Regions from separate parts of the Homo sapiens genome. Here regions 2, 3, 4, 5, 6 and 7 are each linked to region 1. Evidence: chromatin contacts called from ENCODE Hi-C or POLR2A ChIA-PET data. All regions are on one chromosome and are shown on one strand. The core of a region is the stretch at or near the end of the contact, and the rest is flanking DNA. Distances in the headings are between cores, read along the strand shown.

Region 1 (3,872 bases), core at 415-2,914:
GACAGAAATTATCAAATCATATCTGATGTGCTTGATGTCAAGTCCCTAACCCAGAATGTAAGTCCAAATTTATAACTTCATTATTTGTTTGTTTGTTTGTTTGTTTGTTTTGAGAGGAAGTTTCAGTCTTGTTGCCTAGGCTGGAGTGCAATGGCAAGATCTTAGCTCACTGCAACCTCTGCCTCCTGGATTCAAGCAATTCTCCTGCCTCCGCCTCCTAAGTAGCTGGGATTACAGGCGCAAGCCACCACGCCTGGCTAATTTTTGTATTTTCAGTAGAGACAGGGTTTCACCATGTTAGCCAGGCTGGTCTCAAACTCCTAACATCAGGTGATCCACCCACCTCAGCTTCCCAAAGTGCTGGGATTACAGGCGTGAGCCAATGCACCCGGCTATAACCTCATTATTATGATAAAAAACATACAAACCAGTTTGCAGAAACCTGTTTTATGATGCTCCAATTTATGTGGCAATTTCTAGAAAAAAATTTATGGTGATAAGTGAGAATTGTCAGTCACTGAAACATTAATTACATAGTCAGTGAAGAGCAGGTAAAATATACTTCTGGGCTTCACTTTACATTAGAGATGTTTTTCTGAAACGGTGCCTATGAAACAAATCCTTGTCCCCATTACTTCATATTTATCATTTCAAAGGCACTTTATCTTTATTTCTGGTTGATCACCCTTTGAGGGTGGCATTCCAAAATGTCAGCTCAAAATTTCCCTGCCCTTCGGTTTCTGTGACAAGTAAGTTAACGATCTGTAAATAAATCCTGAAATGTCCTCAGGAATCTGCCACTTGAAGGAATTCTATTAGGATTCTTCCAAAATGCAAACACTTGGCGTGTCATGGGCCTGCCTGAAGTTGTACGCTGGGCTTTCTGGAGGGCAGCAGACCCCTAAGAATAGAGCCCGGGCTTTCCTTTAGTTCCTCTCATTGTTTTTCAGGGACAAAAATCGTTATCTTATATTTTTTTTTTCCAGAGGAGTAGGAGGAAGATCTAAAATAGTTAGGTCTGGCAGCTTAATCTGGGTTGGCTGTCTCTGCCGGCAATCTGTAAAATGTGTTTTTCAAGGATAAGAAGTTTGGGCCCTGGGCCAGAGCTCATGTCTGTCATCAGCGGGAAAATAAATGATCTCTGTAACCTGCTGCTATGCTCTGTTTACCTTTGTGCTTAAACATGAACACCTTGCCTTCCATAGGCCCAGAGCTGCTCAAAGTGGATCCTTTGCTCTTGTCAAACAGAACCTTCATAAATCTGCCATTTGGGTGAGCATGGTGGGGCCAGCTTTTTGTGAGGTGAAACTCCAAACCAGCTTCCATTCTCGGGATTGGTATGTAGTTTTTTCATGTTGCCTAAGAGGCTCAGGAAGGGAACTTGAGGTATTTGTTTTTTCATGCCTGCAAAGGCCATTTCCTAAGAGGTGAGAAGCATATATGCATGCCTGCAAGTACCTGTGAACGTGGGCCACTGAGAGTCTCTGGGGCAAGAGCCCTTCAGGGGAATCTGGTATCTATTCATTATGCAAAACTTCATTCTAGCTAGAACAGGGCCTGGGCTACACTTAAAGCTTAAAGGGATGTCTGTTAAACCATGTTTCCTGTTTCCTGTAGAACTTACCACACTAGTACTGAAAGTGTCATAGCTCAGAGTGGAAGGTTAACGCGTAAGAAAGGGACAGTATTGGCAGAAGGCAAGTGGTGTGACCACTTCCTTCTCCACCCTCTTCTCCCATCCCTTGCCTCCCTGGAAAAGCTGGTTTCCTCAGGAGTCACTCCTTCAGCAGCCGCACAAGGCACACGCCTCGGGGAAGCCGGGCACAGGCTGGGGTTGCCTCCCTCCTGCCCCTGCCCTGCCTCCTGCCCCAGCAGACAGTGAATAAGCCACCTGGTTGGCCCAGCTTCCCGCAGTCCCACTTCTCAAGCTAGGGTACATGTATCTAGGAGGACAGGACTGTGTCGCTGGGAGGTAGAGTGAGACGGATGACAGGAGCCACAGAATCAAAACAGCACAATCGACTCATCAGTTCTTTAACTTGTAAGTTCAAGTCAAACATTACTTTTTATTTTGCTTTACTTACTTGTTTTTTGAGACAGGGTCTTCTCTGTCGCCCAGGCTGGAGTGCAGTGGCACAGTCATGGTTCACTACAGCCTCCAACTCCTGGGCTCCAGTGATCCTCCTGCTTTAGCCTCCCAAGTAGCTGGGACCACAAGCATGCAACACCATAGCTAACTTTTTTTTTTTTTTAAGAGACAGGGTCTCACTATGTTGCCCAGGCTGGTCTCAAACTCCTGGGCCCAAGCAATCTTCCCACCTTGGCCGCCCAAAGTGCTGAAACTATAGGTTTGAGCCACTGTGCCTGGCCAAACATTACTTTTTATAATAAGACGAATATTTTTTTCTGAAATAAGGCCCAATGAAGCCCACCTTGTTTGTGTTTAAGAAGCCATGACCAAAAAGAGCACTACCCATTCCTGCCCAGGCTTGTTGCAGTCACCCATTTAATCGCTCATTCAACTTGAGTGTACTTATGGGGCTCTGGCCAACTGCCAGATGAGAAAGACGCAAGCCCCTCTCAGGAACTCACAGTGTAGCGAGGAGGTAATAGGTTAATGCGTGGTTTCCAGGGAGAAGTTGGAGCTCAGATAGGGGTCAGCAGGAGTGGTTAGGGAAGCCCAGAGAAAAGACCCCAACCCAGCTAGGCACAGCTAAAGAGAGACAGTAGGCACTGCACTGGGGGAAGGAGAGAACTCGTCTACCAAGCAGGTACACTGCCCTGGTCAGGGCTTGCCTGCCCTGGCCTCTGTTTCTTCACCTGCCAGATAGGCAGTTAGAGCAGTGACTCTAAGCCCCTGCCAGACTGATATGTCTGTGGCTCCCTTCACCCACATCTCTGCAGAGCTCAGTAGCTCTCAAAAGGTAGAGCCCAGCCTCAGGGCAGCGCGGTGGTGTATGCTGGGGCTGGGATGTGTCAGGGTCATCCTAACTCCAGGATGCAAAGGTGGCCATTGCTGGCCCCAGGGTTTCATAAATTGCTCCGCACGTGGAGAGTCTGGTGTTGGCAGCATTGGTTCTGATATCCTGCCAACTGAGCATGACGCACAGGCCAGGTGGAATTCAGGGCATGTGCTCACGGAGGAACCACCGTGGATTCTGGCTGTGGCAAAGGTGCTGCAGATTTGCGCCTCAGTTGATTTGTTCCAGGATGGCGAGCACCATGGCCAGCCACACCCCAGGGAACATTCCCCCTGCTCCCTCAGCACCCAGCAGCCTCGCAGCCCAGCAGCCCAGCCCCGCAGCCCTCTCTGGCCATTGATTGCTTAGGCAGTACCTGAAAGAAATCTCACCTCATCTGGTCAGCTAGCCTGGGCTTATCTGTAGGGAATTTCACATCCGCTTCCCCCACCAAAAGACACACATCATTTTGTGTAAATGTGAAACTTCAGGGACTCTTGCCTCATAAATGCATGTGTTTTTTTCTTGTATGCAGTGCTATTTTCAAGACCAATATTTAAGTCTTTCTGATGAATTCCTGCCCATCTGTCAAGATTTAGCTTGAATGGCCTCCTCCTACCCATTCTATGGGCTCCCATAGTCCTTTGTGCACTAGAGCTTGAGAGCACAGCCTTGCAATTTATCTGCTGACACGTCCATCTCACCAGCTGGTCCTGAGCAGATTCTCAAGGGCGGGAACCTTACAGTGGCGGGCTTCCATCACCTAATACTAAGGCCTCTGCTGACACCAAAACTCTGTAAATGTTGCAGTCAATTCTAAGTGTCTTTTTCTCAACTGTTCTCATCTTACTTTTTATGGTTTCAATGCCTTCCACAATGGTTTACTCTCTTATTTAGACTTCATCTATCTCA
Region 2 (3,872 bases), core at 697-3,196, 480 kb before region 1:
TAGTTTACTAGGAGAGCTCAATAAAGTTAATAACACTGATAATACCCTAAACTATGGGAGGTCTTAGAGTAAGATGACAACTATAGACATGGAAATCAATCACCTTTTTATCTTTTAACCATCCCCAAATTTGGTTTGCCCCTATGCCAACTTAAATGACTCAGGGAGGGGAACATACAGTGATTCCTAGCTAGGTAGGGTTTAGGGGACCTGACTTGACTTTGAATTTTTCTAAGCTATGTACTGAGCAGGACCTCATCAAAGTGCAGTGGTAGACAGAGTTCATCCTGGCTCTATGGTGTCTTTTATCTTTCCATTCTCCCTTTCAGTGAGCCTCCAAACGTCCACTCCTAGTACTCAGGGATCTGACTGTCAAAGACTTATCTTTTACCTCTTGCTGTCCTCCCCTGGCGTGTTCTCACCCCTCCTCTATTCCTTCAGAGCCCTGCTCTCTAAGATTCAGCTGATTTGATTGGTGTGGTAATGGAAGAGCAACCCACAGTCTTAGGCAAGAGTCTTAAATTTGAAGGTTCCAATGAAGTAGACCCAAGTTATCCCTTTCCAACAGAAGACGTCAGTTGATGGATTTTGAGGATATTTGATTTCATGTGAGATGGTGCCACTGAGCAAATGGTAGATGCCCCAAAGCAGCAGATGAAGAATTAAAGAGGACTGCCCTTAGTGACATCTTGGAATGATTTGGGGGTGTGGGAAACCTCTCCTGCCCTCCAAACTCCTCCTTTCTCCCAGAATATCAAATTACTTTTTCAGAGAAAGTAATGGGAGGGGAGGGGTTTATGAGACAGGAAATGTTGAAGAAGCGCTGGACTCATCAGCCCCAAAGATTAAGGATGGCCTTCTCCTCCCTCCAGATAGGAACATAGCTGGACACCTTGGGGGCAGCTTCTTGAGGACAGAACTGACCTGTGCCTCTTGAAGGCAAAGGCATTATAGGTTCTCAATACATATTGAATGCTCAACTGACTGGCTGAGGTGAAGAAGGAGATGGTTGATTTTGCAGTCTATTAATAACAGCCATAATCTCAAGTGACTCACAGACCTTGAAAAAAGATGATGTGGCCTTCATTGCAGTTTTGCAGAAGTGAAAATCGCCATTGCATGAAACTGTTGAAAGGGGATCTTCAGAATGACTTTGGTGAAATGTTTAGCGACTCTCTTGTAAACCGCAAAGCTGTACAAGGCAACAATGCTCATGATATCCCAGAGCAATGTGGGCAATGGCCACACAAGAGATCCTCAAGGGAGTTCTCTGAGTTTAGGGGACATGTATTGCAGGAGTCAGCCATAAAGGATGGGAAGCGTGCATGGGGCCCTGTGCAAGGCCCTTTGTGAAGCAAGTAAAACACATCATCCCTTTGGCAATTTTCCACTGAGACCACACAAAGAATAAAATATTTAAACATAAACAAATTATGTGTTTCTTCAAAATGTCTTCTTATCTAATTTCCCTCTTTTTTACTACTGTTCCCTCCTAACTTCTCTGTCAGGCTCTAAAAATTCTCTTTCTTTCATCTCTCTGTCCTGGACCATAAATGGCCTTTATGCGGGCTCCTCTCTCTTTCTCTCATGCAGAAGGCAGCTGAATTGCTTTTCCACTTAATTCCAGGCCTAATGAAAGTATCTAGGCCTTGAACCACCCAACCATTCAGCTTTTGCTTATGTTTTTTTCCTCTCTTTCCTTCCAACTCTCTAGTTTACCCCTTCATTCTGGTTAATTGTATTAACTTGTTTTCCTGTATGAATCCTCCTTTAGATTACTTGGATTGTCCTGGAATGGGCTTGAGAGAGTTTATCATTCTTTGTCCACCATTCTTAATGTGGCTCCCTACCACCTGGGCCTGGCTCAAGAGAAGAGGCAGACAGGGTTCTGTGTAAGTGGGCAGACACCAAATGAGGAATGGTGGGATGTCTGGGGTTCCTCGTGTCCTGTATCAGCAGTGAGTCAGCTAGCAGGAACAAGCCTTTGACAAAGTCTTTCAAGTAAGGAAAAACCTTGTTGTGGTTCTAGGATGTGTCTAAATTAGGGTTTGGAACTGGGCATGTCTTGGCCCAAAGCTCATGGTCTACCTGCTATAACTACTGGTGTTGAAACCCCAGGTGATGCTGCCTAAGAAGTCATGGTTGTGTGAGGACTTGCTGCTTCCTTCATTTGTCATTCTGACAAGGTGTCAGGAAATTTAGCCAATAGCAATAACAATCAATGTGCTCTTCTCTACCATACTGAATGAATGCCATGGCAGCTGATCAACAAGAGAATGCCATATTGAAGAGTCTCATTATAAGTCATGTATAACAGAGATGTAGGTATTCTATGACAGGGGAGTGAACTATAGTACCTTGCAAAGACCAGTGTTTGTGGGTTAAAAAAAAAAAGACTGATGCTCAGGTGTAGACATGAGACTCCAGAATGATTTCTGTTTTGCCTTGTAAGCTATCAGTTAATCTGATGGGGATAGAAAAGGCAAAATCTCAGCATGTCAGCATGTCAGTAATTCAACATAACTGACTCTTGTTAAGCTTGTATTCTTTGGCTGAGTGGTGAGAAGCCTACCCAAGTCTTATTTACCCCCATAATCGACCTCAGGAGATATTTAGTTTTTTTCATTGATCTTTTCCCTACAAGTGATGAATGTGAATGGTTAGGTTCCCTTCTATCCATAAGTTTCTTAAACAGGACAGATGGATATGCAGACCACTGTAAGAAACAATAGTGTCTAGTAATTATGTCTGGTAAACTATTAATTTTTTCATTTAGCTCTTTGACAGCTATTTTCTGAGGGCGCCTGATGATATGCTAGGAATTACAGATGCAATGGTGACTGAAGTAAAGATGGTCCTTGCTTCGATGAAACATGCACCTTAACAACAAATGCAGAAAAGTCAAGGAAATTACATGATAAAAATATTAATCCATAATAAGTACTTTTTATATTTAATTTTATTTTTAAATATTTAAGTCATTGATCCATTCAGAACTTATTTTGGCAAAGGAATGATACAGAAATCCAAATGTTTTACCCTAAAACACTAGCCAGTTTTCACAATATCATTTATTAAAGGGACCATGTTTTCTCTACAGATTTGAAATGATACCCTTATTATATACCAAATTCTCATATTTATAGGACTGTTTTGGCATTGTATTCTGTTACATTGATTTGTCTCCCTGCTTTTGGCTCAGTGATGGTTTTTAATTTCTGTAACTTTATAATAATGTTTTTCTAGTTGGCAAACAAGTCTTCTTTATTTCCTTCTCCTTTACCTTTTCCTCCTCCTTTCCAGGTCATTCCATGTATGTATTTTTTTCAGATGACATTTAGAATAATTTTAAGTTCCTGATCTCCCCAAATTCTTTTTTAAAAACCCTGGGTCGGCAAGGCTATTTAAAGTCCTGTTGATGAGGTATCTATTGCAAGTGTTCCTCTGCCAAAATAATTCTAGAAATTCAATATATATGTTAAACTAAGATTCCTAGTTATTGCTCATGGGGAAACATTCTTTGGTGGGCTGTGTTAAGTAGTAAAGCCTATAAAAGATATCCCTTTAGAGTATTTTAAAACAGCAATTCCAGACGTAACTTCTAATCAATGACTTCATGCAAACAGTTTCTCAATGTGTTTTGTATAAAATGAATAAGGTAAATTAGGAGCTGCCTGCTGAAATTTATAAGAAAAATTTCCTTATAATAGGTACCCTTTATAGGAAGATAATTCATCCTGCAAGCTGGAAAACAATTTGATTTGTTCCTTTCACACACATTCAGTAACTATAGATCTGTTACAGAATCTTAGAGTACTTTTCGATCAACCCAGAGTGGTGAATTAATGAAATATAACATCAAAATTTTCAGT
Region 3 (3,872 bases), core at 571-3,070, 410 kb before region 1:
CTTAGGTGCTATTAGGTAAAAGCAGGCACTTCGAAGCTGTTTTGCCCAGTGAAGCATAATATTGCTGAGGCCACTATGTGGAATGTGGGGAATGAGTTTATCGACTCTTCTTCTCATTTATTTTCAGGAGGAGGAGATTTAAAAGGAGTCTTCTAACCCTGGCTGGCTTTGTTTCTCTTATCATTTTGGGAAATGATTCCTCTTCTCCCTTAGAAAGGCCAATCGATTTCTCATGTGACTGGAGTGAACTGACAGGAACACACTTTTTGTAGTAAATTAGATTGAGTTTGGTTCATGAAAAACACAAAGGAAGCCAACTCTGTGGGAGCAAACTATAGTTTGGAACCCTGTGTACTCTACATGTTCAGAAGTTGAAAAGTAGGACAAGTTCAGCCAACATTTCATTATTTGGAGCCTGATTCTTTGTACAGACAGAGCTGACTATTGTAAACAGTGGAGAAAAGCTACTAAGTGAACATAACCATAAATGTAGAAGTAAGCTTACCCATCTAGGGACAGATATCCATGAGACAGTGTGACAAATCAAATAAAGTGGAGAAAAAAATGAGACTGATCATGAGAAGGGGTGGAGAGTTTGGGGCAAGTGATGTTGGTCTGAAAACCATGGAGAAAGCTTATCTCAGGCAGAAACTTGAAGAAGTTTCAATTGTGATAGAAGAGTCTTCTGGGAAAAGTGACTTGAAGTAGCCGTGCGCTAGACACAAGGATGCACTGCCCAGCTCCCCCATCAGTGAAGCCTCATTGCCCCAGCTCCTGAGAATGTCATGGGCCAACAGCCTTCAACTGTCAGCCCCTTTATGGATTGTCCCCTCTGCAGAAACCTACCTCCTCCAATGTCACACCCTTTCCCAGGGTGGCCTGCATCCAATGACTGATCAGTGTGGCGACTTCAGTTAGCAAATAAGCTGCCACATGTCTAGGACCTTAAAGATGTAAATGGCAACTTCTGTACTGCATTCTAGAGGTGTTGAGGTCCCCTGCACAGCAGCAAGTGCATAGAGCACTAAGTTGTCTGAGCTGAGGAGGGGCGTGTGTACTGGAAGGCCACAGCTGGAGGCCTGGCAGTGGACTAGAAGCTTTCTCAGCAACTCTCCATTTATTAAGGTCAATGACACTAGGGTTGTCTGTGCTCAGGGCTCAAAAAGACTTGGAGTGACAAGGCTGAAACATTCACTTGCTGACCAATCTAGCTCCAACTTCTGGAACAAATCAATGTTGCATGACAAAGATTCTAATTTTAGCTTCATACATTTTTCTCTGTGAATATATGTGGTTGTTTATTACCATTACTAATTTAACATCCAGTGACATGAAGGAAAGAAACAATGAGTCAGACACCATCTGTGTGCATCCTGAGCAATTAGTTTCTTTGAAACCAGAGGCAGAGAAACAGGTTGGTTTTAAAATCTGCTCATGAACTTGTGGGGACACTTTTGTCTGGTTTGCAATCACATTTGTGCCTGGTAGCCCGAAACAGTAAAGCTTGGGATTTGTCCACTCTTCAAGGTGATATAAGTTTGAGAGGAGAATGTCTTCACATTCAAACTCTCCTCTATTGCTGAAGAATCTAAATTGCTTCTGTCAGGCAACCTGAATTCTACCATCACTTCCTGGGCACTTGAAGATAAACTGTTTGTAGTTCACAGCTCTAGGTCCTAAAAGACTTTGCTATTAGCAGAGCCTCTTGTGCAATCTTCACTCCCTTTTGTGTGTAGCTGCATAAAGTTAATAATAAATTACAAAATTGGTCACGTGGAGGCTGGCCACAGCCAGTTCCAAGTTACAATTCAGCTTACTGCCACCTTCATTTCCACCCTGGCTTTGCCTCATCAGTGGTGCTGTGATGAAATTAAGGATGACTTTAGGAAGACATAGGATGATGGAAAAATAGGAATTCAGTGGTTTTTTGTTGCTTTCTTACAACAATAAAAAGTTTAGCAGGCAGAGGAATCCTTTTGTTTTCATCTAATTTTTCTTAAGTTCTCCTTAAGTTAGTCAACATACTTCATCAGAAAAAATAATAGTAAAAGAAGCAATTTATCAATACTTCACCAAGTGGATGTTGAGTATCTGAATAATATCTGCTGAGGAGGAATGAGGACTGCAAGCTTATTTTTTTTTTTTTAAGATGGAGTTTCACTCTTGTTGCCCAGGCTGGAGTGCAGTGGCATGATCTCTGCTCACTGCAACCTCTGCCTCCTGGGTTCAAGCGATTCTCCTGCCTCAGCCTCCCTAGTAGCTGGGACTACAGGCACGCGCCACCATGCCCACCTAATTTTTGTATTTTTAGTAGTGACGGGGTTTCACCATGTTGGCCAGTATGGTCTCAATCTCTTGACCTCGTGATCCACCCGCCTCAGCCTCCCAAAATGCTGGGATTACAGGCATGCAAGCATACTATTTTTAAGAGAATGAATCAGTCATTGTGGTAAACATTGGTGCTGCTCTCCAGTATTTCTGGCTACCCTCTCCTTTTGGACACTTGGGAGGGCTGCACTTCCCCACTCTTTGAGGCTAGGTGTGGACCTACAATTTGCTTCAGTCAATTAAGTAAAAGTACAAGTCATGTATACTACTTCCAGGTGGACACATTCAACAGACAATATGCGAGTTTCCATGCTTGCTTTTTTTCCTGCTATGACAAATGAGGTATCTTGGTGAAACAGTGACATCATAAGATGGTTTGGAGTAATTCTGTGACTGGAGCAGAGCCCATCACCAATTATCACTGGACATATAGTGGGAATGATAAATATTTATTGTGTTAAGCCACAGAGTTGTTTTATTCTTTTTATTTTTTCTTTTCCTGTAGCTAACCTTGCCTATCCTAGCTAAACTAACTAGTGTAACACTAAGCAGACCCAGAGAAAAGATCAATTTTGACATCTGGGGATCACACAATAAAAAAGTCTTCTTGCTACTTGGTCAACAAGCCTCGTTCTCTCTAAGATTTTTTTTGTGCCTCACTTTTATATGACAAAGGATAGCCAAAGATCACCAAATATTTGAAAAAGCCTCCAATTTGAGAGGCCAAGTGCAAAGTAAATAGAAAAAAAAAAAGTCATTTAGTAAAAAATACAAGTAATTCATGTAGCAGGATTTAAAAAATCTATCATATTTTCAGAAAGATAAATATATTTATCAATGAAAAAACAGTGAAATAAAGGAAAATAATCAAAAAATTGAATAAGAGCTCTTAGAAATAAAAAACATGATGGCAAGAAATGTCGAAATGATTCAGTAAAAGTGGAACTCACCTAGAATAAAGAAAAAATTCAAAAAGAGGGAGAATAGAAGTGAAAAGGTTATTGGATTAGAAGATTGCTACAGGCTGAATTATATCCCTCCAAAATTCATGTTTAAGCTCTAATCCCCAATGTGACAGTATTTAGAGATAGTGCCTATAAGGAAGTAATAAAGGTTAAATCAGGTCATAAGATACAGTCCTGATCCAGTAGGTCTGGTATCCTCATAAGAAGAGTGTATGTCAAAGATCTCTCTCTCTATATATATACACACAAAGAAAAGGTCACGTGAGCACACGGTGAGGTCGCAGCTGCCTACTGGCTAAGAGAAGAGAACTCAGAATAAAACCTGCCTCACCAGCACCTTGATCTTGGACTTCTCAGCCTCCAGAACTATGAGAAATAAAGTTCTATTGTTTAAGCCACTCAGCCTGTAGCATTTTACTACGGCAGCTCCAGCAGACTAAGAAAAGGATCAATCCCCAAGATGTAATTTCTAATTAATATGGGTTCCAGGAAGTCTGAACAGAAAGAGAGAACAGAGGAGGAAATCATCAAAGAAATAACACAATAAAAATTCTTAGAGTAATGGATCAACAGAGTAGC
Region 4 (3,872 bases), core at 800-3,299, 390 kb before region 1:
ATTAGGATTTTTCAAAGCTCCCCAAGTAATTCTCATATGCAGCTAAGGTGGAGAACTGCTGTTCTACCACTTTTCAGGTCACCACCCAATTTTCACTTCATTTACATGGCTGAAAACAGAAGTTGTGTGACCTCCTCCCTCACCAGCACAATCCTTTCCCACAGCCCCCATCCTCCCTCTGAAAGAAGTGATTGGGTCATGTAATTATCTGGCGTCCTTCCCAAAGCTAAACCATGTGATCCTTGGTTCTCTCTCCTGGGTGTACACTGTTCTTTCCCTCTGTTTACTTGTGACAGCCCCACTTACCTTCATCCCTGCCTCCTGGGCCCAACTCTAGCATCTGCCATCTTTGTTGGCCCTGCAGCCATGCCTGCTGCATCAGCTTCTCTGTCTGGAAGTATCCAAGAGTGATCACTTTTGTTTCCGTATGATTTGTGTAACACTCACTCTCCACATGATCCTTCATAGATTAGTTGGTTTCCTTTACCTTTCCATCAATGTGGATCAAAATCAAACTAGGTATTCAGGACATGAGTTGACTCAAATAGCAGCTGGGTATACTCAATTACTTTTCAGTTTTCTTCTGGCTCTCACTTTCCTTGATACATTGCCAATAAAATAAATGATAACAATAACAATAATAATAAAATCTGGACTGGGATAAGCCAGTATTTTAAATTAGTTTTAAAAAGTCAGAAGCATACAATGTTTCAAAGACATTGCATTTCTTTCTTATGTGAAAGAGTCATTGAGACTTGTTGCTAACAAACTGTTACCAAGTAAATCCTATAAGAAATAGTTTTCTGTTCAGAAAGAAGTTTACCTGCCAATTACTTAAGATATATAACAAATTCTAAGTATTACTATTAGAAAGGAGGACACTAAATTAACACTATGTACGAACAATACGTTTGGATCTAGAAAACAAAATGATTGACTTTTTTAAAGAATTAATGACAGTTGTGTAGTCAGAATTACGGAAATGGAAACTTAGGAAAATCATTACAGAAAGATATGGAAATGGAAACTTAGGGAAATCTATTAGTACCTAGATGGTTTAAATATTCTTTTAAAGTTGTATTTATGCTTTTAATTTGCTTTGCACACAGCTGCTTCACAAAAGAGCAAAAATAAACTCTGACCACATCTTATGTTAACGATTTTATACTCTTAAGTATTGTACTAGGCGAATGTACCTATTAAAAGACATCTTCTTTAGACAGCCTTTCTGAGGGCCAGAGTAGATTGAACTAAGAGCAACAGGCATCTGCACTTGTCTGGCTTTCTAGTGCCCCTCCCCCATCCTCCTCTGGGACTCCCCACCTCCCTATTATCCAGCAACTGAAAGGTTAAAGGCCTGACCCAGCAGGTGACAGTCCAACCCAGTGCTGGTCTTCTTACCCTCCTTGCTGCACCGCACTTCTGACTTAGGGACACATTTCAGGATGGCTTATTTGATCTGTGTAGAATCCAAGAAGTGATCTGATTCAAAGATCACCCATCTCTCACAAAAGCAGCCCTCTCAGTTTCTCAAGAAGATCAATTATTACATACAGGTTTATGACTCAGCCACAGAAAAGCAGTCCCATCAATCTGCTTGTGTTCATTTTTCATTTTAGCTTAATGGGTGTTTGCTCAGTGTCCAGGTTTTATCTATATTTGCAAATTCACTTTATTATTTTAAGCAATATTTTAGAAGTTGAAATTAATCTTATAAAGTTGTATAGCTTTTAGGACATTTTCTTTTCCCATTAAAATACAAGAACCATATTCTAGTTTTCATTTTGTGGAGTCAAAAACATACACGTGTATGAAGTGTCTATGAGTCAAGCACTTCCTCGTTATTTTTTGAGTTTTTGGGAAATCACAAAACACCCTTTGAATAGCAGGTAAAAAGGGCATTATATAGTTAGAGGAAAGCACTCCTGTGCTGGCAGTCAGTAGTATGTCGATGTTTCTATTAAGTGAAAGAGTGTTGACTTCTGCTTCTTCAATCCTCCCTCTCCAAGCTATGGAAATTGAAATTTCTCATTAGGCCACGAGGTGGCAGATTAATTGCAGAAAAAAAAAATTCTAGTATGAAAGCAATACAGAAATTTCTTCAGCTAAAGGGAAATAAATATCCTTTCTCCAACTAATACCCCTGTGTGGTACACCTCTCTGACCAGAAGTTACACTTGCTAAGAGACCCAGTGGTTTAAGAGCATTTCTTACATGTTTTCCTGTTTCTTTGAAAGAAAGAAAAAAAATCTCTTTGACCACTTCCTAATGATCTTCCTGAACACGCAGCTTGCTTGAGTCCTGGTGGAAAAGGCCTTGTATGGAAGCCCCAGGGACAACTTCCACCACTGAGGAATTTTCAGTCTTCTGCATCTGTCAATCAACTGAACCATTTATAGCTGGTGTCTTCTTTTCTCGTGCCCATAAGCCCTGTCACTGTTGAGCTGGGCCCACCTTAAGACTGATGTCCTTTGCAATTTCTGGGACTACTGCAAGTGCTCCTAACTGTCCTCCCTGCCTCCAGCCTTCCAACCTGCAGCCACTCGAGTTGCCTTCCTACACGTCAGAGCCGACCATGCCATTCTCCTGCTTAAAAACCCATCTCACTGGCTATGGGACCAAATGAAACCTTCAATGCTTGACACACAAGCCTTTTCCAACGTGGCCGACAAACACACACTTGCACAAACACACCCACACACACATACTTATTAATTCAGTAACACAGACATTTAGCAGTTCACCAAACATGCCTGATTTTTCACAACTCTGCATACTCTGTTTCCTCTATCTAGAATGTTCTTCCCTGTCTGTATCTGGCAAACCCTAAATCCCGCACGATGCTTTGCCTAACCTCTCAGGTAGACCCGCAGTGTTGCTGCTGTGAAAGGAAAATAACTCTTGGGACCCCCAAATCACTACACTAAAGAAAAAAGTCAAGCTGGAAATTGCTTAAGGCAAAACTGCCTCCCATTCTATTCAGAGTCATCCCTCTGCTCACTGAAATAAATGCGTATCTGATTGCCTCCTTCTGAAAGGCTAATCAGAAACTCAATGCAAATGGTTATTGAGAAACCAATGGTTATTTGTCTCTCACCTACTTATGACCTGGAAGCACCACCCCCCCGCCCTCACCTTTCTGGACAGAACCAATGTACATCTTACATATATTGATTGATGTCTCATGTCTCCCTAAAATGTATGAAACCAAGCTGTGCCCTGACTACCTTGAGCATATATCGTCAGGACCTCCTGAGGCTGTGTTATGGGCATGCATCCTTAACTTTGGCAAAATAAACTTTCTAAATTGATGAAGACCTGTCTCACATATTTTGAGTTAATAATTTGGTGACCAACGTAAGTGACTCGGAATGGAGGTGGCTCTGGCCTTTGGAAAATCTTCTATGGCCACTTGGTACAAGCTTGAGCTATCTTTATGGCTCAAACTGTCACAGGCGTTTGAATCAGAGCAACTCCATTTTGAATATGGGCTGGGTGAGGTAAGGCTAAAACCTACCGGGCTGCATTCCCGGGATGTTAGACATTCTAAGTCACAGGATAAGATAGGAGGTCAACACAAGATACGGATCATAAAGACCTTGCTGATAAAACAGGATGTGGCAAAGAAGCTAGCCAAAACTCACCAAAACCAAGATGGCAATGAAAGTGACCTCTGGTCGTCCTCACTGCTTAGCATGCGTTAGCATGTTAAGAGACACTCCCACCAGCACCATGACAGTTTACAGATGCCATGGCAACATCAGGAAGTTACCCTATATGGTCTAAAAAGGAGACAAACCCTCAGTTGTGGGAATTACCTACCCCTTTCCTGGAAAACTCATGAATAATGTACCCCTTGTTTAGCATATAAT
Region 5 (3,872 bases), core at 574-3,073, 290 kb before region 1:
ACTATCCCTGAAGAGGGCAGTAGACTCTCTGTGGAGCTTCTCTGGACTAGATCCTTCAGTGCAAAGCCTGGGTGGGCTGGGCACTGCTCTCAACAGCATGCGTCTAAGACCTGCTCACAAATTGCAGGTAATTTTACGCCTGAACTGCTGTGATTTATTGCACTGAAGCAAGAGGGGAAAAAAAAACCAAAAATGTATAAAACATGACACTTTGACCCTTAAAGGTAGTGTGATTTCATCTCCAAACTACCTACCATTTGGCAAGGGGTTGGGTTAAGTTTCTAAGGAAGGATTGGGTCTAATCTGAATTACCTAAACCAGAAGATGCTTTCAGTCTAGACTTATTTCTTTCCTTTAGGGAAAAACATCATGGTGTAATGAAAAGAGTTAAAGAGTTGGTGCTTTGAGGTAGCAGGCCTGTCCCCAGTCCACCTCTCCCTTCCTAGCCAAAGTTACCTTTCTGAACCCAGGTTTCTTCATCCCTGCAATGGACAATAATGACTAACTTGCAGATTTGTTGTGAAAGTTAGAGATAATGTGTTCAAAATGCCAAGGATAATATTGGATATGAGTTCTCATTATTGAGATAGAAATCCACCTGTTCAGTAACGCTCCTTCCACTAAAACTGCAAAAGCAAACTCTTGTAAAATGGAGTTATTTGCCTTCTTGATATGTCTTAAATTCTGTCTCTTTCAATGCGATGTCAAAAATAACATCCTGATTAATTTTCCCAACATAAAAACACTCATCATTTTAGATCATATATCAGAAGTGATCCGTCCGGACTAAGAGCCAGTTTCATTTGAATAAGAAGACTCAGGAAAGTAGAGAGATCATGTATATATTTCACCCAGGCTGGTGCAATCATGGCTTATTGCAGCCTCAACCTCCCAAGGCTCAGGTGATCTTCCCACTTCTCCCAAGTAGCTAGAACTACAGGTGCATGCCACCACAGCTAATTTTTTTTTTTTTTTCAGAGGTAGGGTTTCACTATGTTGCCCAGGCTGGTTTTGAACTCCTGGGCTCAAGTGATCCACCTGCCTTGGCCTCCCAAATTGTTGGGATTACAGGCATGAGCCACTGTACCTGGAGAGAGATCATATATTTTATAGAACTGATTAGCTCTTTTCACCCAGACCTCACATGTAATATGAGTGCCCTATGATTATCCTAGCAGTTCAGAATGAAAAATGAGTGAAATGTTTGTGTGGAAAGGTTTGGGTAAATTTTTAGTTTGTTTTTGCCTTAGTCTGGCATAGAAGGATATTTCTTTTCCAGCTGGAAAACTTATCTGTATCTTTCTTGGCCCTTGGTTCTTCCTTCCTTCAGGAAATTTAGACCTGCCCTGTTATGCAAGTTGTTTATTGTGGGTGAAAGCTCTACATGCAGCTTCTCTTAGTTCTGGGCATTGGGAAAGTCCTTAGGGAGAAGCTCCAACCCTTATGACCTGATAGAGAGCTGAAGACAGTTCAGAAAATTCCAGGAGATTAGTGAGTTCTGCAGTTCCACAGGATCGAGATAGGTCTAGACCCAGAACTTCCCCAAGTACACTCTGATGGAGTTGGAACCAGGGGTCTCTAAGCATTTCCTCTCCTTTGTATCCGACATATTCCAGGGCCTCTAAGCCATGGTAAAGTTGGCCTCCCACTTCCTTGACCTGAACATTGCCCCATGCCCCAAGCTTGGGTCACACCCAGCTGTCCAAATATCTCAGTGTTTTTTTCTGGGGGTGGAGGGGCTGACAAGGAGTCAAGCCCTGGGTGAGATGGCAAAGCTTTTATTATGTAAGAAACCTGTTTGACTTGCTCATGCTATGGTGGAGGTTTCATAATGTTGTGTCATTCCCTTAGTAGACGTGGCTTGTGACTTGGCAGTTTCTGAAAGTGAAATTGGAATATGCAGAAGACATGGTCTCAGGTCTGCAGAAATCATGCTTTTGATATCTGATTGACTTGCCCTGGAACACTGTCTTCAACTTAGGAGTGCGCCATCTCACCTGATGTGAGAGGCTGTAAATAATTGAACTCAGGCTGGTTTACATTTCTTTTTTTTTTACAATTTAAAATTTTAATTATTACCAAACAAAAATATCCACTCAAAATACAATTCAACAATGCAACAGTCATCTTACAGCAGAGAAATGCAGAGAAAAGCAAAACTGTAAGCGACTATGAATAAAGGGTAAATGTAGTCTCAAATCCTCAAAGAGCTGTGTTTATTTCATTGACGAAAAGATTATTCGTATTCAATTCTGATTTGCTTTAAGGATTAAGATGCTCATTTTACAGTTAGCACACGTGTATATTGTCACCTGTTCCCCTTACAGAAATGTTCTTCCAAATGGTTAATGTTTCCCTTTGGTACCAGTTTTGCCGGTTCACATAAAGTATTTCATTTTCAAAACTCAGCATAAAATATAGACTGAGTCTGAAAAGATAATAAATAAACAAAGCAGAATACACAAGTTCCACATTTCAAAAGCCTCGATAACAAAAAAGAAAGATCAAATCCCTTATTAGTCTCTGTAAAGTCACTTACAAAGCTGCTGCTGATCCTGTTAAACATGATATAACTGACCTTCTTTATTAATTTTTTATTATACTTTAAGTTCTGGGGTACATGTGCAGAACATACAGTTTTGTTACATAGGTATACATGTGCCATGGTGGTTTGCTGCACTCAACAACCCGTCACCTACATTAGGTATTTCTCCTAATGCTATCCTTCCTCTAGCCCCTCACCCCCTGACAGGCCCCCGGTGTGTGATGGTCCCCTCCCTGTGTCCACGTGTTCTCATTATTCAACTCCCACTTATGAGTGAGAACGTGCAATGTTTGGTTTTCTGTTCGTGTGTTAGTTTGCTGAGAACGATGGTTTCCAGCTTCATCCATGTCCCTGCAAAGGACATGAACTCATCCTCCCTTATGGCTGCATAGTATTCCATGGTATATATGTGCCACATTTTCTTTATCCAGTCTATCACTGATGGACATTTGGGTTGGTTCCAAGTCTTTGCTATTGTGAATAGTGCCACAATAAACATACGTGTTCATGTGTTTTTATAGTAGAATGATTTATAACCCTTTGGGAAATGGGATTGCTGGGTCAAATGGTATTTCTAGTTCTAGATCCTTGAGGAATCACCACACTGTCTTCCACAATGGTTGAACTAATTTATGCTCCCACCAACAGAGTAAAGCATTCCTAATTCTCCACATCCTCTCCAGCATCTGTTGTTTCCCGACTTTTTAATGATCGCCATTGTAAGTGGCGTGAGATGGTATCTCATTGTGGTTTTGATTTGCATTTCTCTAATGACCAGTGATGATGAGCTTTTTTTCATATGTTTCTTGGCTGCATAAATGTCTTCTTTTGAGAAGTGTCTGTTCATATCCTTTGCTCACTTTTTCATGGGGTTGTTTGTTTTTTTTCTTGTAAATTTCTTTAAGTTCTTTATAGATTCTGGATATTAGCCCTTTGTCAGATGGATAGATTGCAAAACATTTCTCCCATTTTGTAGGTTGCCTGTTCACTCTGATGATAGTTTCTTTTTCTGTGCAGAAGCTCTTTAGTTTAATTAAATCCCATTTTGGCTTTTGTTGCCATTGCTATTGGTGTTTTAGACATGAAGTCTTTGCCCATGCCAATGTCCTGAATGGTATTGCCTAGGTTTTGTTCTAGGGTTTTTATGGTTTTAGGTCTTAGGTTTAAGTCTTTAATCTATCTTGAGTTAATTTTCGTGTAATGTGTAAGGAAGGGCTCCAGTTTCAGTTTTCTGCATATGGCTGGCCAGTTTTCCCAACACCATTTATTGAATAGGGAATCCTTTCCCCATTGCTTGTATGTGTCAGCTTTGTCAAAGATAAGATGG
Region 6 (3,872 bases), core at 716-3,215, 270 kb before region 1:
AGTGGTTTTCTTTGGCTTATGCAACTTTGTTTCTTGCATCTTAACTCTAGTCTCAGTTCAGATCATTTGTCTTTAGTTGAACTGCCTTTGGTCTGTTTCATGCATATGTCATTCAGGAATCAGTCAGAGAAATCATTAGACAAAATTTTGGGGATTTGCTCTCTGTTTCTTTCTCTTTGGGAATTCTCCAACTCTCTCCATCAGCCATGGATTCCCCTACCAGAGAGATGGTGGGTTTTCTACTGATGCTTCTACCACACTGCCACTGTGCACACTCAGTGGGTTGCACTGAGACCAAGGCTAGAAGCCACAGACACAGGGCACTTACTTCATACTGCTTCCTCTTCCAAATATTTATTCTTTGCCAATGTCTTTCTGCTTCTGTTCTCTCTCTAGTGCCTTCAAGTAGTTGCTTTTTGCTTTATGTTTAGGTTTTATAGTTGTTTTACTGCAAGGGAATTTTTCACAAGGGTCTTATTCCATCATCACTTGAATCGGAAGTCCCTCTCAGTTACCTTTTAAATTCAAGAATCTTGTCACTCAAAGTCAAAACATTTTCTCCAGGGCCTTGCAGAGACTTGTTCACATAATGAAAAATGTCCGCTGAGAAGGCAACTTTTTGTAGCCATTGTTCATCAAAACACTTAACGAAACTTGCCCAGTATGATATTGAAAGTACTTTTGAATTTCATCTTTTAGCTCAAACACCCTGTTGAAAATGCTTCCTCTGCTGAGCCACCAAATTTCTGTGTATAGCAGGATATTTCTGTGGCCTTTATCGACACCTTTTCAGTTTTAAAAGTATTCTCAAGTTAGCCTTTATATAACAAAGATAGCCATTTTGTAATATTATCTAAAACTTTCATTTCATCTCCAAGAATGTTTGACATTCTCTTTGAAGAAGCCAATGTGTTGTGAAAATGTGAGAAACTTTTTTCATTTAATAAGATGCAAAAGCTCTCATAGAACCAAATTTGACAGAGCACTATCAGTGTTCATGTCAATGTAGTTCTTAGACCTTTTGTTTATAGATATGAAGGCCAAACATTAATTATATCTTGGCCTTTCCTTGTTATGGGCCACTCTTTGTTTTCTTGAATTTCACAATTACTTGCAAATCTTACAAATGCTAAGTATGACATTTATTGGTGAAATCCCCTGACTCATCAACCTAGAAAAGGAAGCTGCGGTTTTTCAGGGTATGTCACAAAACCTCTTCAAAGTTGTGTGACGTGTCATCAATACTTCACCATATGACACTGTTTGAGGCTGTGGAACCTTTTCAGTTTCTTGTAGTGCATCTTTTCCTAGCCTTTGATTCACAGTAATTTTACATGATCACATTGTTAGCCTTACCAACTGTGTGACTTTTCCTGTTTAAGACAGTAAGTTCTGCTACTAAATAACTTGCTCCCTGGTCCTTTTCACTGAATGTACCTGTTTCTTGTTTGTTTGTGTGTTTGTGTGTTTTTAACAAGAGTTACTGTTTGTTTTAAGATTCTAATAGCTGCTTAAAGTAATCAGCATCTTTACTTCTCGAATACCTATGACTTATATTTAAGGGTTTTTGTTTTGTTTGGGTTTTCTTTTTTTTTTTTTATTGGAGCCATTCCCACATCTCTAAGTTGTTTGACATAGCAGGGATTGGCAAATGACAGCCCATGGGCCGAACCTCACCAGAGGCCTGCTTTGGTACAGCCCTCAGGGCTAAGATTGGCTTTTACATTTTTAAAGCATTTAAACAAGCAGACAAAGACAAAGAAGAATATGTGACAGAGACTACATGTGATCTGAAAAACCTAAAATATTTGCCACCTGCCTCTTTACAGAAAAATCTTGCTGGCCTCCTCACATGGATGATTCTCAATAAAATAAGAAAATTTGGATAATCAGCCTATAGAAGCTCCTTGGTAAGGGTCTTTCATCATAAAGATGGACTTTTTCTGTGTCCTTTGTTCCAATCACACAGGAAAATGACTCAGAAGGTTATAATTCATCATCACTACCCTTATCAGGGTTATCCCCAGGCCTAAAATTTTCCTCTTCCATCTCACATCTCACCTTCAAAAATTACCACATTGGGTTATCAAACATGTTTATAAAATACAAACATGAGTTAAGTGTAAAACATAAGAGCATAGTAAAATTTAAAAATCCCCCCAAACTCATCAATCACTGGAGAAATCACTTTTAGTCTTTTTCAACCTATGTTTTGCCATGTTTGTAACCACAACAAAACTGGGGGCAGGAGGTGGGGCAGGGTGCAGCTGAGCCTTTAGAATGAAAATTAAATTTCCCCTCATTTTTAGTTATACTAGCAAAGCTTGTTTGGTCCTGTGAGTCATCCTGTAGTGCATAAGGGGAGTTTAGGGGAAATAGTTAGAGAAGGAAAAACTCATGTCATCCATTTACCACCCCTCTCGTCTGTGCAATATAGCACTCATCAGTTACCAGTAACCTCCCATAGCTTGCATCATAAACCAAACTGGGCACAAACAAATACAATCCTATTGCACACTGCCACAATGGGGCTGAAAGACCCCGAATGAAATTGCTGACATGTCTGCTTAGCCACTATCTATCCTCAAAGTATGCAAACTTCGAAAGTTGATGTCTAGGTTTTAAATCAAAATCTCTTACAAACCCCTAGTGATGACATATTGAACTTTAAGGTTTTGTGGAAACCAAATTGAGAAACATTGGACCAGAGTCTCTGTATTCCAAAAGATTATCTTTCATTTGTATAATCTAAAACTCCCTTAAGTCTTATTCTTCTCCAAAACTCAAAGATCTACCCTTCTTCAAAGATAAATTTAATAATCACTGGCAGAATTAAAACAGATTGTTCTCACTCTCAGCCATCAATATTTTGGAAAACATCAAGTGCGGAAGTAAGCATCGTGACTCTGTTACAGTAACAGCTCAAATATCCGGAAGAATGTGGTAAGTCTATAAACACGTTACCACTAAAGTGCTCTCAGAGTCCATGGGGAAGTGAGATCACTAGATAGAGGAAATCAGGAAGGGTGTCATAAGTGAGGTAGCACTTACCACAGATCTCAGGGAAGGGAAGCACTTCTATGGTCAACATGACAGGAAAACATTTAGAATGCAGAGAATACAATTTCTAAAAGCATGGAGGCAGAAATTTATGGAGCAGGTTAGAACAATAGTATGTGGTCCCATTTGGCTAAAGTATAGGTGACATGTAGCGGGGAAGGGAAAGGAATATTGTATTAATAAAGTGCCATGAAGCCTGAATGACAGCCGGAAGGCCTACAATGCTAAGATAAGGAGTTTGATTAAGTCGTGAGAGCTATTGGAGGTTTCTGAGCAGTAAGATGACATAACCTCATGAAAAGTATGAGATATGATTAATATAAACCCATCCCATATTGTGCCCCTTTGTAAGCTACCTGTACGGAAGAATGTGAATTGTTTCTGGCAGGATTTTTGTTGAATATATACCTTTTCTTTCATTTTCTCCAGTGAGCAGCAACACACCCTTGTAAGACAGCTGGTAGGGTTAGGAGTATTGCCTATGTCAGTGGAACGAGTTCCTCTGTCTCAGAACAGATGGAAAGCATCACAGAAGTAGGAACAGAATGAGGCCCACAGATGGCAGAGTGGTCAGGATTTGTCAAATTCTCATTAATGTATCAAACCCCCACATGGAAAAGCATAGATCCTTGTATAATCTTTGTGTGGTACTTCTGTCTGAAGAAACCCTATAAAAGCAAAAAATTACTCTCCCATGACATTACAGAAGGGAGCTGTTTGTAAAAGCGTTGGTTTCTTCAGAGGTTGGGGTCCACTGATGCCTGGCTCTAGCTTTCTCCTGCCAAGCTGCCTAATTTTGCAATTCCAGCTCA
Region 7 (3,872 bases), core at 586-3,085, 260 kb after region 1:
ATCATCTCCAGGCCTGTCTGTGTCTCTTCTCCTCGTCGTATAAGGACGCCAGTCATATTGGATTAAGGCCCACCCTAATGACCTCATCTTAACTTGATCACTTCTGCAGAGACGCTGTTTCCAAATAAGACCACATTCACAAGTATTGGGGATAGGACTTCACCATATCTTTTCAGGGACCCCGTAACTTTCTTCATCTGTGGCCTTTCTAGGTTAGCTGATAGCCACTTCATTCTTCCAGTTGCTTTGGACAGAACTCTTGGTGTCATCCTTGACTCCCATCTTTTTCTCCCATCCACATCTAGTCCACTAGGAAACAGGTTAGGTTCAAAACCAACTGCTTCTCCCACCTCCACTTCTGCTGCCCTGATCTGAGCCACCATCACCTAAATTACTATAAAAGCCAAGTATCAGTTCATGTCACTCCTCTGCTCAAAAGCCTGCATAGCTTCCCACACCACTCAGAGTCACTGGCACAGCCTTTCCGCCGCCCCCATGCCATCCCCGGCTTCAGTGCCTCTACGCTGGCTCGCGTTGGCTCCTGCACACAGGCTGGCTTCTTTGCTCTCCCTCATACGTCCTAGGCTCTCCCCTTCTCTGGACCTTTGCACTAGCTCTTCCCTCTGTGCGGAACACCATCCCCTAGATGTGCTCCAGCCTCACAATCTACCTTCTCACCTTCTTCTAGTCTGCTCAGATATCACCTTCTCAGTGGCACCCTTTTTACAATTCCAGCCAGCCTTCCCAGCACCAGTGTTTTGTTTGTTTGTTTTTTTATAACACTTTACCCTTTCTATAGCAGACATTATTGGGAATACTTATTGTTTGTTGTTTGTCTCACCTGCTAGCATGTGATGTCTACAAGGCAAGGGTCTTGCCAGTTTTGGTGACTGGTGTTTCCCAAGGGCCTAGAGCAAGGGAGAGCCAGGACTGGGCCCAGGTCTCCCTGGCTCCAAGGCCATCCTCTTCCTGCTGTGAAAGACCACTCTGAACTATACAAGGGTAGATCTCTCCAACACCACATCTCGTTTATCCTCCCTGCCCCATCTTTTGCCATCTTCCTCAGTGACTTCAGTATCTCTGTGAGCCTACTTGCTAAAATAGAAATTTTAAACTGTACAGAAAGAACATGGTGTTATGTTCAAGAGAATGGAGTCTGGGCTGGGTGTGGTGGCTCACACCTGTAGTCTCAACACTTTGGGAGGCCAAGGCTGGAGGATCATTTGAGTCCTGGAATTCGAGGCCAGCCTGGGCAACATAGTGAGACCTCGTCTCTACAAAAAATTTAAAAAATTAGGTGGATGTGGTGGCATGTGCCTTTCGTCCCAGCTACTTGGGAGGCTGAGTTGGGAGGATCACTTGAGCCCAGGAGGTCAAAGCTACAGTGAGCTATGATAGCATAACTATGCTCTAGCCTGGGCAACAGAGTGAGACCCTGTCTTGGAAAAAAAAAAAAAGGAGTCTGGAGCCACTTACACAGCAGGTAAGCATAGGCACCTCACTTCACCTCCCTTTGCCTCAGTTTCCTCATCTATCAAAAGGAGATAATCATGCCACCTTACCTTGAAGGGTTTCTGTGAGGGCTAAATACGTTAATATATGTAACCACTTACCATGGAAACAGTGAGTACCATGTCAGTATCATTGTAAGGATATATATTTGAACCTTGAGGACACTATGCTAAATGAAATAAGCCAGTCATAAAGGACCAATACTGCCTGATTCCACTGATATGAGGTATCTAAGGCAGTTGACTCGTAGAAGCAGAACATAGAATGGTTGAGTGCCAGGGGCCGGAGGAAGGAGGAAGTGAGGTTGCTGCTCAGTGGGCGTGGAGTTTCAGTAGTGCAAGCTGAGTCAGTTCTAGAGATCTGCTTTACAACAGTGTGCTTATGGTTAACAATACTGTACTATACACTCACAGATGTGTTAAGACAGTAGATCTCATGTTATATGGGGCTTTTTAAACCACAACTTGTTTTTTAAAAAGGATGTAATATATTAGTCACTAACCCTTTGTTTTATTGAATTTTCTCAAGGTTAAGGGACTTACCCAAGTGCTCGCAGCTTATAAAGGAAAGAGGGTGACAAGAATGAAGCCTCTGACTTCCAGGGCTCTTTGTCCTGCTCCAAGTCAGGCATTAGTTCTGTCTGTCAAAATCCAGATTATCAAAGGACCATAGTATAAAAGGGCTCTGCAATATGGGGAGGTGCATCCACGCTTCTTTGGGAGAAACGCCTCACATGTTGGCTTCATAAAACTCTTCTATGCCCCGTAGGTTGGACAATGAGAAATAAATAATCCAGACATTGGTGTTTTTGATAGGTGGTTAGAGCTTCCCCAACAGGGGGAGTAAACAAAAGAACCATCTTAATTTCAAGCTTAGTTAGAACTACGGAAGACTAAAAGTCATTTTTCAAAATGGTGGGTGGTGCCAGGGCTCTATCCCCACCTGGAAGGGGCACTTGATCTGTAAAAGCAGCAAAAATAATTGTGTCTTTTATGTCACTTAGGTAGAAGCTCCTGTCCCAATTAATTCTTATCTCCTCCTCCCTTTATAAATATGCTTGGGCAAAGTGACATCCTAGCAGTTTTTTGTTTTGTTTTCTCTCTTCTTAACAAGGAATTCTCTCTGCTTAGGCATTTTAGGTGCTGATTTTTCTCATGTCCCAGAGATGCTTCTAATTAGTTGATGCTTCCTTCCCATAATAGTTCACCACAGAGAGTGGATTTGGACTGGAGGAGGGAGCAATTTTGTCATCTTATCAAAGTGCCACTGATCAGGTTGGCTTTCCTGAGTGCTCATTCATTTTTCCGCCTCTCTGGAAACAGAAGCAGCAAGCTCCTTGCTGAGTGGAGCTGGAGGTTTTTGGGTTTTGCTGTCTCCCCAGTGCTTCCCAGCACCCTTTGATGAAATGCTGCCTCAGAGTCTTTGCAGTAGGGCTCACTAGAGAAATTATCTTTTTCCTTTCACATCAGTGGAAAAACACTTGGCTGGGGACAAATGGCAAAAGCATGCCACTGTCACCTTGTCCCTAAGTAACCTGGCACCCACCAGGGCTGCCTGCAGGCCCTGTGTGTCCTGGGGAGAAGGTATATAAAGGCCTCTTCCTTTTCCTGCTTTCTAGGAGCAGAGTGACCCTCCAGGCCAAGGACAGTGCTGTATTCTTGGGTGGTTCTGACATTGCAGAAAGAGTCTGTGGACACTAGAGATCCAAGAATTATCCTCCAGTGCTTCAGAGCTGGAAGGAGATGCTAGCTCAGGCCTCTTTAAGGACTTGTATCAGTTAGCTAGCTTTTGCTGTGCAACAAACCACCCCAAAACTTGATGGCTTAAGACAGTAAACATTACTTACTATGATTCTGTGGGTCTTCTGGGTGTTTCTTCTGGTGCGGATAGCGCAGCCCAGGCTGGATGGTCAAAGAGGCCCTCCCTCACCTGTCTGGTGGTTGGGAGGCTGCTCGGTCTGGAGAGGTCTGGGCAGGAACAGCTCACCTGTGCTCCATGTGGGTCCGTCCATGCTACTGCAGCCCAGCCCGGGCTTTCCACATGAGGGTTCCAAGGAGAACAAGAGAGGGCACACAAACCCAGTGCATAAGTATTTTATAAGTGTCTGTCACAGTTGCTAATGGTCTGTTGGCCAAAGTAAGTCATGTGACTGAGCCCAGAATCAATGTGAAAAGGGGGAACCCAAGGGTGTGAAGATTGGAAGGTATAAACAACTGGGGGGCCATTCCTGCAACAGCCTACCCAGGAGTGCCGCGTCAGAAGGTGTGTCCTGTTCTCGCCCTGCATGGGTTTGTGTCAGTGTGGGGCAGCTCTTTCAAGGAAGAAATGAAAGGCTCTTTTGAGGCAGGGAAGTGCAGTGG

Evidence for each region. Hi-C counts contacts between places; a loop is a spot of excess contacts on that map. ChIA-PET counts read pairs that join two places held with the same protein, here RNA polymerase II (POLR2A). Pooled maps may share reads with other maps.
Region 2: a loop to region 1 is called in a map with no recorded cell type, with 9 times the contacts of the local background. The contact joins two enhancer-like sites. A Hi-C loop is called at or near these places in 9 of 37 single-sample maps with no recorded cell type and 4 of 50 pooled maps. POLR2A ChIA-PET finds 5 or more read pairs at or near these places in 1 of 52 experiments (OCI-LY7).
Region 3: a pooled map shows a loop between it and region 1 (4-fold over the local background). The contact joins two enhancer-like sites. A Hi-C loop is called at or near these places in 5 of 37 single-sample maps with no recorded cell type and 8 of 50 pooled maps.
Region 4: a loop to region 1 is called in a map of prostate gland, with 2.5 times the contacts of the local background. The contact joins two enhancer-like sites. A Hi-C loop is called at or near these places in 2 of 168 maps with a recorded cell type or tissue (cardiac septum and prostate gland), 1 of 37 single-sample maps with no recorded cell type and 5 of 50 pooled maps.
Region 5: a pooled map shows a loop between it and region 1 (2.6-fold over the local background). The contact joins two enhancer-like sites. A Hi-C loop is called at or near these places in 3 of 37 single-sample maps with no recorded cell type and 2 of 50 pooled maps. POLR2A ChIA-PET finds 5 or more read pairs at or near these places in 2 of 52 experiments (GM10248 and activated T-cell).
Region 6: a map of naive thymus-derived CD4-positive, alpha-beta T cell shows a loop between it and region 1 (8-fold over the local background). The contact joins two enhancer-like sites. A Hi-C loop is called at or near these places in 1 of 168 maps with a recorded cell type or tissue (naive thymus-derived CD4-positive, alpha-beta T cell), 7 of 37 single-sample maps with no recorded cell type and 11 of 50 pooled maps. POLR2A ChIA-PET finds 5 or more read pairs at or near these places in 2 of 52 experiments (both activated T-cell).
Region 7: a map with no recorded cell type shows a loop between it and region 1 (17-fold over the local background). The contact joins two enhancer-like sites. A Hi-C loop is called at or near these places in 18 of 37 single-sample maps with no recorded cell type and 12 of 50 pooled maps. POLR2A ChIA-PET finds 5 or more read pairs at or near these places in 3 of 52 experiments (GM12878, activated B cell and activated naive CD8-positive, alpha-beta T cell).

What each region holds. Positions count from the first base shown.
Region 1 is chr7:106,069,468-106,073,339 of GRCh38, reverse strand. No RefSeq gene overlaps it. Among named protein-coding and RNA genes, the nearest start is that of SYPL1, 41 kb to the left of the region's middle. RefSeq lists an enhancer at 963-1,257. Within about 2 kb of position 1,664, at least 28 of the 41 ENCODE cell types and tissues checked have a DNase peak (open chromatin) inside an H3K27ac peak, as active enhancers do.
Region 2 is chr7:106,550,210-106,554,081 of GRCh38, reverse strand. No RefSeq gene overlaps it. Among named protein-coding and RNA genes, the nearest start is that of CTB-30L5.1, 47 kb to the left of the region's middle. RefSeq lists an enhancer at 912-1,211. Within about 2 kb of position 1,946, at least 2 of the 41 ENCODE cell types and tissues checked have a DNase peak (open chromatin) inside an H3K27ac peak, as active enhancers do.
Region 3 is chr7:106,482,624-106,486,495 of GRCh38, reverse strand. No RefSeq gene overlaps it. Among named protein-coding and RNA genes, the nearest start is that of CTB-30L5.1, 110 kb to the left of the region's middle. Within about 2 kb of position 1,820, at least 5 of the 41 ENCODE cell types and tissues checked have a DNase peak (open chromatin) inside an H3K27ac peak, as active enhancers do.
Region 4 is chr7:106,460,753-106,464,624 of GRCh38, reverse strand. No RefSeq gene overlaps it. Among named protein-coding and RNA genes, the nearest start is that of CTB-30L5.1, 140 kb to the left of the region's middle. Within about 2 kb of position 2,049, at least 2 of the 41 ENCODE cell types and tissues checked have a DNase peak (open chromatin) inside an H3K27ac peak, as active enhancers do.
Region 5 is chr7:106,363,367-106,367,238 of GRCh38, reverse strand. No RefSeq gene overlaps it. Among named protein-coding and RNA genes, the nearest start is that of NAMPT-AS1, 80 kb to the right of the region's middle. Within about 2 kb of position 1,823, at least 5 of the 41 ENCODE cell types and tissues checked have a DNase peak (open chromatin) inside an H3K27ac peak, as active enhancers do.
Region 6 is chr7:106,344,129-106,348,000 of GRCh38, reverse strand. No RefSeq gene overlaps it. Among named protein-coding and RNA genes, the nearest start is that of NAMPT-AS1, 61 kb to the right of the region's middle. RefSeq lists an enhancer at 665-1,864. Within about 2 kb of position 1,965, at least 4 of the 41 ENCODE cell types and tissues checked have a DNase peak (open chromatin) inside an H3K27ac peak, as active enhancers do.
Region 7 is chr7:105,807,359-105,811,230 of GRCh38, reverse strand. The region is part of intron 2 of ATXN7L1 (ataxin 7 like 1); the gene reads left to right. Among named protein-coding and RNA genes, the nearest start is that of ATXN7L1, 67 kb to the left of the region's middle. RefSeq lists enhancers at 2,016-2,125, 2,246-2,315, 3,787-3,836. Within about 2 kb of position 1,835, at least 8 of the 41 ENCODE cell types and tissues checked have a DNase peak (open chromatin) inside an H3K27ac peak, as active enhancers do.